2 separate regions of the Mus musculus genome follow, and region 2 is linked to region 1. Evidence: chromatin contacts called from ENCODE Hi-C or POLR2A ChIA-PET data. All regions are on one chromosome and are shown on one strand. The core of a region is the stretch at or near the end of the contact, and the rest is flanking DNA. Distances in the headings are between cores, read along the strand shown. Region 1 holds the start of Lyrm2 (LYR motif containing 2). Region 2 holds the start of Ube2j1 (ubiquitin-conjugating enzyme E2J 1).

Region 1 (6,952 bases), core at 732-3,231:
TTGTATTTATAGGTACACTGTAACTGTCTTCAGACACAACAGAAGAGGGCACCAGATCTCATTACAGACGGTTGTGAGCCACCATGTGGTTGCCGGGATTTGAACTCTGGACCTTTGGGAGAGCAGTCAGTGCTCTGATTCATCATTTCATGAGGATGTTAGGTGCAGGAGCTGAACTGCCCACCCAGTGCTCCCTCTTCTTGGTGTTCTTAGCTATTTCCACTAAAGCTCCGCGAGACCTCAGTCTTATGGTTATCAAACCATGTCACACCTGAAGAAAGTCACTTCAGAACTCTGAAGGACAAAGCAGGTTATTCAAGCAAGATCTAGCGCTGTTTCTAGCCAGTTCTTAACCTTCCTAATGCTGTGACCCTTTAATACAGCTCTAATTTTATGGTGACCCACAACTGTAAAAATTTTGTTACTTCATAACTGTAATATTGCTGTTATGAATCATAAATACCTAATACTAGACCCCCGTGAAAGAGTTGTTTGGCCCCAAAGGGGTCATGACCCACAGCAAGAGAATCACTTTTCTAGGGCAGTACACTGCCAGTCCTGCATCTGACTTTGTAACAGCTTGTGATCACATCACAACATACACTCATTTTGGTTTGTGTGCCACAGTGCCTGTGTGGAGGTCGGAGGGCAACTTTCTGGAGTGGTTTTTTTTTTTTTTCCACGATATGAGTGTCACAGGGACCAAACTTCTGTCCTTGGCAGCAAGAGTCTTCATGAGGAGCTATCTTTACCAGCCCTGTCCTCATTGCCTTTCTAAGAATTGCTAACTAGTCGTCTGTTTTTCAAAGGGGCTGCCATTTCACCTTCCCTCTGAGCAATTGAGGATTCCAACCTCTCATCTTGACATTAGTTCACGTTTAATTATTACAGCCACGGACTGTAGTGGAAATATTAACACGCTTCACTTATATTCTTGATCAGAGTGATTATCACCTTTTTGGGTGCTCTATGACAGTGGCTCGGAGCCTGTGCAAAACACATGAAAAATCTTCCAGTTACGAGTTGGCTAAGGCAAGCGTCCTTTCTAGTTCCTTTAGCTGCATATTGCCTTGGGTTATCATCATTCGGATTGTATCCTGTGGAGGAAAGGACAATCTAGTCATTGTTTTACCAGCTTAACCACGGCAAAGTTCTATTATTGTATCTGGTACAGTCAAGAACCAACAGTGGCTGTTACAGGTTGTAGCTGTGGGCTTACCAATGCCCAAGGCACTACATTCAATCCTGTCACCAAAAGGCACTCCCCCCATCCACCCCCCCCCCCCAAAAAAAAACAGTAGTGTGAAGTGGAAAGCTGGACGCTAGGCTACACAATACAAAGCCAGATGTGCTGCAAAACAAATGTAAAATACCCAGTGGGCAGTGAGCAAATTCTCTGTGGCATATTCCAAGGTGTTCGCTAAACTTCACAAGCTCAGTGATACAATGGGACAAAGGAGCCGTGGCCCCAGCGTGGTCTTGCTCTCACCTCTTCTGTGGCACTTTTGTTTCTTTTAAATTCTTCCCTGGCCCAATCCTGAAGGTATTTTCGGTCAGAATCACTTGGAACTTGCCTAATCGCTCGCAAAATCTTTCTGTAGAGGAGGAGAACTTGCTGCCTTCTCATGAACTGCTCAAGGGAAGGAGAAAGACAAGTTACCACAAACCAGCCGGCTCCACTCAGCAAGCAGAAATAGCCCTTTGGTCCTCGCTAGCAAACAGAACAAGAGAGAATCCTTGCGGACCGGCGGGCGGGCGGCTTGCGAGGGCGGGGCACGCCTAGCAGCTCCGCCCTCGGGAGGCTGAGGCTGTCGGCCGAGGCCCGCGGTGGCCGCGGCGAGCCAGGTCGCAGGGGGAGCGCGACCACACAGGACACCTCCGCGGGGCTGAGAGATCAGCAGTACCTGCTTCAGCGTCAGGGCTGCGGGAGGCAAGCGGGATGCCGCCATGTTGCCCACGGAAGCTGCTGCGGCTCAGGAGCGGAAGTGGCCCTCGGGCACCCTGGTCACGGAAGCGGAAGGAGGAGACGGATGCGCGAGTCCTGGGTTTTCCGCGGAGAACCCAGGAGCTCGGTCGCTTTTACGGGAGGGGAGAAAATGTGTGCCTTTTGAGCACCCTTGCTGTGTATAACTGAGAAGACCGCCATTATGCTGGCAAATTCCGTTTGCATCCTGGAAGCTTCTCTTTTTCTCTACACTTTATCCTACAGCACGCAGGTCGCCTCGATCGTTGCGACTCCGTGCGCTTTCCCTACTCGTGTGCCCTCTCGCTTTTTTGTTTTTGTCCCCCACATCACATACCCAGAAGTCAGGTTATTGAATCTGCTTCTCGTGTTTTGTTTTGGTTTTTCAATTTTTCTCTAACATGGGACGTTGGGGATCAAACCTGTATCATCAGGTTTGGGGCAAAGCACCTTTAATGTCTGAGCCATTTCAATGGCCCTTGGATAATTTCTTTATATAGAGAGCTTTAACTCTACATTAACATATTTGTTTCTTTTTTTGGTTTTTCGAGACAGGGTTTCTCTGTGTAGCCCTGGCTGTCCTGGAACTCGCTCTGTAGACCAGGCTGACCTCAAACTCAGAAATCCGCCTGCCTCTGCCTCCCAAGTGCTGGGATTAAAGGCGTGCGCCACCATGCCCGGCTAACATATTTGTTTCTTTTGAGACTTTACAATATTGTCTTCTACTCACAGCTGTTGTAAAAGTGTATTATTATGATCAGTTTTATATTTACTCCACGTAAGTTATTTTCATTTATGACACACTATGGATCTAAGTTCTTTTCCAGCCACTAGACTAAAAATTCAAGATCATTTATTAAATAATTCATGACTTTCTCAGGTCATTGTAGTAATCTTTTTGAATGCAGGGTCTTTTATTGTCTAAATAATTCGATCAGTCTTGTTTTATCTCGGCCAGGTATCAAGCTATAAATTTTGCTTTTTATGTTGTTGTTCTGGCAGATCCAGTAGTTTCTTGTTAGGATATTTTCTATGACCCTTGGAAAGGCACTGAGCTAATTTCCACATCACCTGGGGATATTTATAAGATTCATAATTAGTGCTGGGTCTAAATTGGGCACCGAGAACAGGTATTTTGTACATTCTTTTCTCTACACTCATGTTAGCCACAGGCAATGTTGTCATATAGATATATACTCCCTGTCTCAAAGATTTATACTTTGAGTAGGAAAGCTTTGAAGGTCAATGCAGTGTTACTTAATTGACTGAGAGTAGGTTCTTGCCTCAAATAACTCTCAGCGCCAAAGCTCAGCGTACAGTCTTTTTAAAGACAAAAGACGCAATGCCATCATTGTCAGGTGTAAGTCAGGAATATGGTAGTATTTGTTTTGACTACACAACCAGAAGATATTTTGATTATGTATCTGAGGCCATGGAAAGTCCCAAATGTGTTGCCATAATGGATGTGACGATTCAAGGGGTTTAAGGGACTAAATATGTGCCTGAGCCAACACAAAGCAGGGTAAGATCGGGACAAAAAGACATTACCTTAGTCACTTCATTTCTCACTTCTTTTAGTGACTTTTATTTTAATTTTATTTTTTAAAATGTGTTTATTTTATATATATGAGTACACTGTAGTCATCTTCAGACACACCAGAAGAGGGCATCGGATCCCATTACAGATGGTTGGAAGTCACCATGTGGTTGCTGGGATTTGAACTCAGGACCTTTGGAAGAGCAGTCAGTGCTCTTAAACGCTGAGCCATCTCTCCAGCCCCTTTTTAGTGGCTTTTAAATATTTGATTTCTCAGAGGGAGCAGGTACTGGTTCTTCAGAATCCTTAGACCTACAAGGAGGATACAAGGACTGGGGCTGGAGAGATGGCTCAGCAGTTAAGAGCACTGACTGCTCTTCCGAAGGTCCTGAGTTCAATTCCCAGCAACCACATGGTGACTCAGAATGGTCTGTAATGACATCTGATGCCCTCTTATGATGTTTCTGAAAAGAATGGCAGTGTACTCATAAAATAAATTTTTTAAAAAAGGCTTTAAAAAGTTATCATTTTCGGGAGGCAGAGGCAGGCGGATTTCTGAGTTTGAGGCCAGCCTGGTCTACAAAGTGAGTTCCAGGACAGCCAGGGCTATACAGAGAAACCCTGTCTCAACCCCCCACCCCCACCCCCACCCCCCGCCAAAAAAAAAAAAAAAGAGTTATTATTTGTAAGAGCCAACTGACATTTAGATGCATAGTTAGGAGTAACTTCATGAATAAATCAGATAATTTTTTAGAAAGCTATTACTTTTAGATACAGCCATTGGGGCTAGCCCCATAGGACCATGAGTGACCAATATGACCATGGGTCTAAATGGGGGAAGGAACATCATGATTTCCAACTCCACATCTCTGCTTAGTTTCAGATGGGTGAGCCCAACTGGATTCCAGCTTTGTAGCCAGAGCAGAGTTGGAGAGCCAGTCCCTGTAAGTCTCTGGAAGATGCGACTGCTCTGGGTGGGCCTTCACAGTCTCGGTCTTCTCAGGTGGTGGTGGTCTCTCTACCAATGAAAGACCCCACCATAAGGCTTAGCAAGCTAGCTGCAGTAACGCCATTTTGCAAGGCATGAAAAAGTACCAGAGCTGGGTTCTCAAAAGTTACAAGGAAGTTCAGTTATAGATTAACAGTTAAAGATCAAGGCTGAATAGCACTGGGACAGGGGCCGAACAGGATATCGGTGGTCAAGCACCTGGGCCCCGGCTCAGGGCCAAGAACAGATGGTTCTCAGATAAAGCGGAACCAGCAACAGACACAGAAGCCCCGATAGACGTCAGTGTTAGCAGAACTAGCTTCACTGATTTAGAAAAATAGAGGTGCACAGTGCTCTGGTCACTCCTTGAACCTGTGTGTCTGCCAATGTTCTGACCAGATATGTGCCCATTGTTGAACCTTCATTAGACCCTCTCCTCGTACCCCTCCCATACCCATTTCTTGAAAATAGACATTGTTTAGAACTAAAAAGTCCCACCTCAGTTTCCCCAAATGACCGAGAAATACCCCAAGCCTTATTCGAACTAACCAACCAGCTCGCTTCTCGCTTCTGTAACCGCGCTTTTTGCTCCCCAGCCCCAGCCCTATAAAAAGGGTAAAAACTCCACACTCGGCGCGCCAGTCCTCCGATAGACTGCGTCGCCCGGGTACCCGTGTTCCCAATAAAGCCTCTTGCTGTTTGCATCCGAATCGTGGTCTCGCTGGTCCTTGAGAGGGTCTCCTCAGATTGATTGACTACCCACGTCGGGGGTCTTTCATTTGGAGGTTCCACCGAGATTTGGAGACCCCTGCCCAGGGACCACCGACCCCCCGCCGGGAGGTAAGCTGGCCAGCGGTCGTTTCGTGTCTGTCTCTGTCTTCGTGCGTGTTTGTGCCGGCATCCAATGTTTGCGCCTGCGTCTGTACTAGTTAGCTAACTAGATCTGTATCTGGCGGTTCCGCGGAAGAACTGACGAGTTCGTATTCCCGGCCGCAGCCCCTGGGAGACGTCCCAGCGGCCTCGGGGGCCCGTTTTGTGGCCCATTCTGTATCAGTTAACCTACCCGAGTCGGACTTTTTGGAGCTCCGCCACTGTACGTGGCTTTGTTGGGGGACGAGAGACAGAGACACTTCCCGCCCCCGTCTGAATTTTTGCTTTCGGTTTTACGCCGAAGCCGCGCCGCGCGTCTGATTTGTTTGTTGTTCTTTTGTTCTTCGTTAGTTTTCTTCTGTCTTTAAGTGTTTTCGAGATCATGGGACAGACCGTAACTACCCCTCTGAGTTTAACCTTGCAGCACTGGGGAGATGTCCAGCGCATTGCATCCAACCAGTCTGTGGATGTCAAGAAGAGGCGCTGGATTACCTTCTGTTCCGCTGAATGGCCAACTTTCAATGTGGGATGGCCTCAGGATGGTACTTTCAATTTAAGTATTATCTCTCAGGTTAAGTCTAGAGTGTTTTGTCCTGGTCCCCACGGACACCCGGATCAGGTCCCATATATCGTCACCTGGGAGACACTTGCCTATGACCCCCCTCCGTGGGTCAAACCGTTTGTGTCTCCTAAACTTCCTCCCTTGCCGACAGCTCCCGTCCTCCCGCCCGGTCCTTCTGCGCAACCTCCGTCCCGATCTGCCCTTTACCCTGCCCTTACCCCCTCTATAAAGTCCAAACCTCCTAAGCCCCAGGTTCTCCCTGATAGCGGCGGACCCCTCATTGACCTTCTCACAGAGGACCCCCCCGCCGTACAGAGCACAACCCTCCTCCTCTGCCAGGGAGAACGACGAAGAAGAGGCGGCCACCACCTCCGAGGTTTCCCCCCCTTCTCCCATGGTGTCTCGACTGCGGGGAAGGAGAGACCCTCCCGCAGTGGACTCCACCACCTCCCAGGCATTTCCACTCCGCATGGGGGGAGATGGCCAGCTTCAGTATTGGCCGTTTTCCTCTTCGGATTTATACAATTGGAAAAATAATAACCCTTCCTTTTCTGAAGATCCAGGTAAATTGACGGCCTTGATTGAGTCCGTCCTCATCACCCACCAGCCCACCTGGGACGACTGTCAGCAGTTGTTGGGGACCCTGCTGACCGGAGAAGAAAAGCAGCGGGTGCTCCTAGAGGCTAGAAAGGCAGTCCGGGGCAATGATGGACGCCCCACTCAGTTGCCTAATGAAGTCAATGCTGCTTTTCCCCTTGAACGCCCCGGTTGGGATTACACCACTACAGAAGGTAGGAACCACCTAGTCCTCTATCGCCAGTTGCTCTTAGCGGGTCTCCAAAACGCGGGCAGAAGCCCCACCAATTTGGCCAAGGTAAAAGGGATAACCCAGGGACCTAATGAGTCTCCCTCAGCCTTTTTAGAGAGACTCAAAGAGGCCTATCGCAGGTACACTCCTTATGACCCTGAGGACCCAGGGCAAGAAACCAATGTGTCTATGTCATTCATCTGGCAGTCTGCCCCGGATATCGG
Region 2 (6,102 bases), core at 1,573-4,072, 230 kb before region 1:
CAGTAACACCTTCACCACAGGGCAGAGGTAAAGGAGCTGACCAAGACTGAAGACTGTCTTGGCACCACTGTGAAAGGTGTCTCTGTGGGAGACCAGATGCCTAACACGTGAAGGGCAGCAGCTCCCTGGATGCTATAAATCCATGGGATATCTGAGGGAAATAGAGGAGTTTGAAGAAGGTTGGGATACCAAGGAATTTGGTTTTTACAACTCACAGAGACCTTTTCGATCTGTGGGAAATCTGTAAAAATGTTCAATCACATATTCTATGCAGACCAGTTGATATGGTCTGGGTTCACTGGAAAGTCTGATTAGTGTGAAGTTTCGGTTGATACCAACAGGATGAACAGGATAATTCCCAGGCTTCTGGTACGATGGAACAAAGTTACCATATGCAGGACACAACGGTTAACCATAGTCTGTATTGTGTCCTCCAAGATTTTCCCATCCTTATCTCTGAGATAACCCAACACTAGCAGACAGGAAATGAGATGTTTCGATTACTTCCTCTCACAGTCAGTAATCTACAAGTAACAAAGATTTGAGACTAAAACAAAGCAAGCATTATCACCAGACTTCTCGGCACTTTGGCAACTTCTAGAGTTCATTGAAACTACCTTCTCTACGAACTCAAAATCACCTACATCAACAGGGAAGACAGTTTAAAGCTTTTTAAAGAATAGCATCACCTAGAGAAGAGAATTTGTAAACAGATACAAGAGTCAACCGAAGTCCAACTTACTTTCAAAATTTATTAACTTACTAAGTAGATCAGACTGGATCTCACAGAGATCTGCCTACCTCTACCTCCCAAATGCAGGAATTAAAGGCACAAATCACCATACCCATCTAGAAATGTATTAAATTTCTAAAGTTGCTTAAATTTTATCATAATCTTGGGTACAATAGCCTATCAAGAAGGAGAAATTTGGGGCTGAAGTGAGGTCTCAGAAGTTAAGAGCACTGCCAGCTCTTCCAGAAGACCTTATAAACTGACCCAGATGGTAGCTTACAGCTGTCTATAACTCCAGTTCCAGGGGATCTTACATCCTCACACAGACATACATGCAAGGGAAAAAAATGCACATAAATAAAAAGATAGATAAAAGGAAGTTGTTAAAAAAAAAAAAAAGATTGAACAATTTCCTGACAACATTTCACACTGCATTATTCTCTGGACATCTGCCTAAGGACCTCTGCTGCTCTAGGTGTGACTAAGTACTGTACAATTTACTGCACAGTTTGATTTTAAAAGTCCAACAAATTTAGCTAGGTGGCAAACACCTTTAATGTCAGTTCTGGGAAGGCAGGGGCAGGAGGATCTCGGCCAGCTTGGTCTACAGAGTGAATTTCAGGACAGCCAGAGCTACACAGAGAAACTGTCTCAAAACAACAACAACAAAATTCCAACTAATTTAATCATTCTGGCATCAAAATGGTAAAATCCAGGCATTTCTACTTTCTCTGACCTTTTTTAACTCTTCAGGTTTTAAGTGATGGGCTGAAGACAGAGACATGTCCCATTAAAATTCAGCCATATAATTCTTACACAGGCGTGGTCAAATTTTAAACAAACACCGTAGAAATGACTAATTCTACATCTGGTCCCTAAGGCCACTTACTTATCAGCATTCAAGCTAACAACATTCTGTTCAGCCAATATTCTCTGGCTTTTCCTTTATATATTCTAAAAATTTAAAATATATATATATTTTTAAAAAGATTCACAATACCAACTCTTTCCCATAAAGATATCAGACTTAAGTCCAAACTAAGAAGCAGTGTGGGAAAGAAAACAAACGGTGACGAGAGTTCTAGTTCAATGATCATCAATACCCTGAGGCTTATTATTCAGAGCTAACAGGGAGGAGTTTTTTCCCCCTGACAAATTATCAAAGTACATTTTTTAGGCTCCAGTAATTTGTGCTACGTCTGCCTTAAAAGATATGACAACTGATAATGGGTTTTTTGTTTTTTGTTTTTGGCATTGTTTTTAGTGCACCAGAAAATAACTGGAGGCCAGGATTGTCTGAGGGCATTAACTGAAGGAAAGAAATTCAAAGTAGCAATCAACCCCCCCAAATCATGGTTAATTCCCAAGTGCACAGCTCAACTAGTTTAGCTACAGGACATATTTTTTTTTTCTACGTCTATAAATTCTCCCCCAAATACTGAAATTGGATATTTCAACCACAATAAAAATGGGATATTTCAAATGTGAGTCAAACACCTAACAAAAGTTCGTCGGCAGAGGCGGAGGGGACACGAAGGACGCAGATGCGGCCAGGGATGGTCAGTAGTGCGGACCGTCGTCGCCTTCGCACCTGCCCTTGGCTCGGCTGTCTCCTGCTTCGCTCCGCAGACACCGGGAGGAAGAGGCCAGGAGCGGAGGAGCGCCAGCGCATCGGGGGATCCGCAGCGGCCGCCCGCTCTGCGGCCTGCACCCCCGGACCGGCCGCGGCCTCGCGTAAAGCGCGAGCCCGGAGCAGCCGCGAGGGCCGGCGGACACGAGCGGGCCGAGGCGCCGCGCTCTGAGTCCCGGGTCCCCCGCCCGTCCGCCCGCCCGCCGCCCCAGCCCGGCTCACCCGGGCTCTTCAGGTTGTAGCGGGTCTCCATGGCGGACGTCCCCGCTGCCGCTCTCGTCGGCGCCGCAGCTGCCCGGGTCTCGCGCGGCGGACGCGCCTAGCGAGGGCCTCCGCTGACACCGCCCAGTCCAGCCCGACCGCGGGCGAGGTGCGTGCCGCGGGGTCCGCCTCCCTGAGGGCCGGCCGGGCGCCGGGGCGTCGCCGAACGGGGCGCCGGGCTGCGGACGGCCTGCGGGACTGACGTCCCGGCTGACGCGCCGCTGCGTCACCGCCGGCGCCGGGTCTGTGAAGTCGGCCTGACGTGGCGGGCGCTTCGTGGCGGTCGGTCACTCGGCAGCGGCGGTCCCGCGAATCCCGCCCGCCCGGCAGCCCTGGGGAGACGGGCGGCACCCTCGTCGTCCCCTCGGCCCAGCCCGGGAGACCGACTCGCCGCGGGCCCTTCAGGGGTTCCCGCGGAGCTCGCAGGGAGCTCGGAGGAACGGCGCAGCCCGGAGCGGCGGGCGGGCGAGCGCGGCCTGGGACTGCGGCGCCGTGATGTGCGCTTCTCCGAGCCCGCAGTTGGCCTCGGTGCGATGGACGGGAGTGGCCCCTAGCTCCGCGGTGCGGTTAGCTAAGGCAGCGTTTTTCGGGGTGCATCAGAACCTCCCAGAAATAAAACCAAGGGGTCGCCTGGAATGTTAATAAAAACGCATAAATGGGACAGGTCGGTCTGAAAGAGATGCGGTGCGTTTGTCTTTTCGGATCATGGAGGACAGAGAAAGTAAGGTTCTGGTTCGGACGGCTTACCGAGATAAAAGGGCCTCAAAAAAGGGAGGGAGCCAGCGGAGATTAGAGAAGGTTATAGGTGGAATGAAGATTAACCAATTAGACAGATTAGTGTTCTTGTTTAACATTGTCAAATGTGTTTGTGGGAATGTCAGTAATTTTTCCCAGCCGTCTGAAGGAGGAGGGAAAAAAAAAAGATTTAAGTGGCATCTTCTAAGCCATTAAAGGCGATGTTTTCTGAATAGTACGGTGATAATCTGAAGAATAGAGAAGCAAGCAAAACCGAGCTTCAATGTGCTTCTCCATTAAGCTTTCATTCTTTGTGTTCAGTCCTCAAATTTAGCATCCAGCAACCTGCGCTGCTCCGACCGGCCCCATGACCAGGCCTGCCGAGGGGGTGTAGTCGTTCCCATCCGCCCGCCAGCCAGACTCGGAAGGCACTTTGCCCTGAGGCTCTCCTCTTCCTCCCAACAATGGAGATAAGGATGTTTCTCTTTTATTTTATTCTTGAAGCCACATCACCTCGTCCTTGGGGGCTCTTCCTTAGGTAAAAGACAGCAACAAATCCGGCATTGAGTTATGGGCCCATGGCAAAGCTTAATTATAATCACTGCAAGAGAAAAGTCAACTCTTAATTTTTTTCTAAATATAAACATGTACAGAGAGGGTAAATATGATTTTTTTTTAAAAAAGGAGTAAATGCTAAAAGTTACTAATTGCTTGACTGTTAACTGGGTCGGAAAGATTAATTTTCCCAGAAATGTAGGTTTGTCAAAAGAATACTTTGTTTCTTCAGAACAAATTCCCTCCTAGAAGAAAGTAACAATTTTCAGCAAACAAAAAGATTCCATCCCAAATTAAAATTTGGAAGAATTTCATCTTATTTTTTATAATAATCCTGACGATAACTTTAAAAAATAAAAAACAAACTTAAACCAGTTTCTGGCGATGCTGCAAATAACAAAAGATGAAGTTCAAAACACTTCAGAGTCTTGACAGCTTTGAGCTACAATCCCCATGTGTTGTATGTGTTGTTCCCCGTTTCTCTAGACAAAGCCCTGTGAATGTGGTCCCCTTCCCCTTAGCGTTGACATCCTGATACAAGCTCTACTGGACGTTGAATGCTTGATCAATTCATTTACTCTTCATGAGTGTTGGCAGTGACACAGATTATTTTAATGGTTGAAGAAAATTGAAGTCTTGAAGAAATTGAGCAGTTCATTTAAGTTCTCTTATTTATTTTGAGTACAGTGCAGGTTCTTAGCTTCTTGGTATATTTTACTGCTACAGTCCAGGTGAGACGTTATAGACCACCACACATATATAAGGCCAAATTACAGTCCTTTATTAAGCCAGCAACCAAGAGCAGGCTCTTGCCCCCAAAGACTCTCTCTGCTCAGGGTATAGCATTTCTAAAGAGAAACCACAACGGCATCGCATCGTCGGGGTCAGGGGAGCTTGTTTGCATTTGTTTTGACTATACAACCAGCAAATATTTTGGTTATGTATCTGAGCCATGGAAAGTCCCAAATGTGCTGCCAAGGCGGATGTGAATGTTGTTGGGGTGGGGGGAGGGTGAAGGAGCTGGGAAAGTGCTCAAGCAGACACAAAATGGAGCCCGAGTAAGATCAGGACAAAATGGTGTTACTTTAGTCATTTCACTCCTTGTTACTTTTAGTGTTTCTTTTAGTTACTTTTCAAATGCTTGATGTCTCTGTTTGGATTCCTTAGTTTCCAATGCGTGCCCACTGGCTTCTAGCTTTGTAACCAGAGCAGAGCCGGAAAGCTGGTCCCTGAAGTCTCTGGAAGGCAAGGCTGGTCTGCGTGGACCTTTAGCGTCCCGGCCTCTTCCTTCTCAGGAAGTCTTCTTTACCTGGATTTGGTGGATCCAGGGGGTGACACCTCTTACTTAGTATTTAGATGACTGTCCATAGTCTATCCATAGCCGACTAGCCCAGTGGCAGAGTCTCTGACTTACATTATCTGAACTCTTGGGAGCCAGGTGTGATGGCATATGCCTTTAATCCCGGTACCCGGAAGTTGGAGCCAACCTGGTCTACAAAGTCTACAGATCAAGTTCCAGGGCGACACAGAGAAACCCTGCCTCAATTAAAAACAAGGAGAAGGGCGTTCTCTTTTTACAGAACTAGCTAACTACCACTCAGCCATGGAATTAGCTTTTCCTCCTAAGAGGGGGAGAATGGGTAGCTATCAGGATGGCAGGTCCCATACCAGTGGGGATGGCAGGTCCCATAAGTACGAGGTTGACCCTGTTCGCACAACTCAGATGTTTGACAAACTCCCCTTTGTTTGAGAAGTTGCTATTTGTCTCTGTGTTGTCTGAGACCTTATCATACATGGCCTGCCCTAAGGGCTCAGGGAGCACTTTAGGAGGAGGACCGGGTATTAACTAGGTTCTGGCTCTCATAAATGGGAACTGAGCAATGGGGTAAGAAGGGTTGAGATCAGACTCTGAGTGTCAGAGAGTCTGGGAGAAGTAGAGAAGAAGGCTGGGAAAGGGGCCAAGTGGGGAGAGTGAGTGTCATAGAGCTTGGGGTGACAGGAGAGAAGCAGAAGGGGAGTCTAGACAAAATGAAACACAGATGGAATCAGAGGGTGGAGGCTCCTGGATCAGAGGGTGGAGGCTCCTGGAACCACGAGTATAATCCCAGAAAGGAATCAGTACAACTCACAGAACACCTAACAAGGGCAGTGGGTTTCTCCCTTAAAGGTGAGGTGCACACGCCAAGTT

The links. Hi-C counts contacts between places; a loop is a spot of excess contacts on that map. ChIA-PET counts read pairs that join two places held with the same protein, here RNA polymerase II (POLR2A).
Region 2: a map of heart shows a loop between it and region 1 (3-fold over the local background). The contact joins the promoter of Ube2j1 here to the promoter of Lyrm2 in region 1. A Hi-C loop is called at or near these places in 4 of 37 maps with a recorded cell type or tissue (heart and left cerebral cortex). POLR2A ChIA-PET finds 5 or more read pairs at or near these places in 1 of 5 experiments (Patski).

What each region holds. Positions count from the first base shown.
Region 1 is chr4:32,795,288-32,802,239 of GRCm38, reverse strand. It overlaps Lyrm2 (LYR motif containing 2), which reads right to left and starts at 1,981. Exons shown (of 3, transcript NM_175364.4): 1 at 1,905-1,981; 2 at 1,490-1,630; 3 at 1-1,097. The coding sequence starts at 1,949. The coding sequence ends at 1,017.
Region 2 is chr4:33,028,100-33,034,201 of GRCm38, reverse strand. It overlaps Ube2j1 (ubiquitin-conjugating enzyme E2J 1), which reads right to left and starts at 2,822. Exons shown (of 8, transcript NM_019586.4): 1 at 2,586-2,822. The coding sequence starts at 2,616. It overlaps 4933421O10Rik (RIKEN cDNA 4933421O10 gene), which reads left to right and starts at 2,879. Exons shown (of 2, transcript NR_036602.1): 1 at 2,879-3,345; 2 at 3,681-6,102.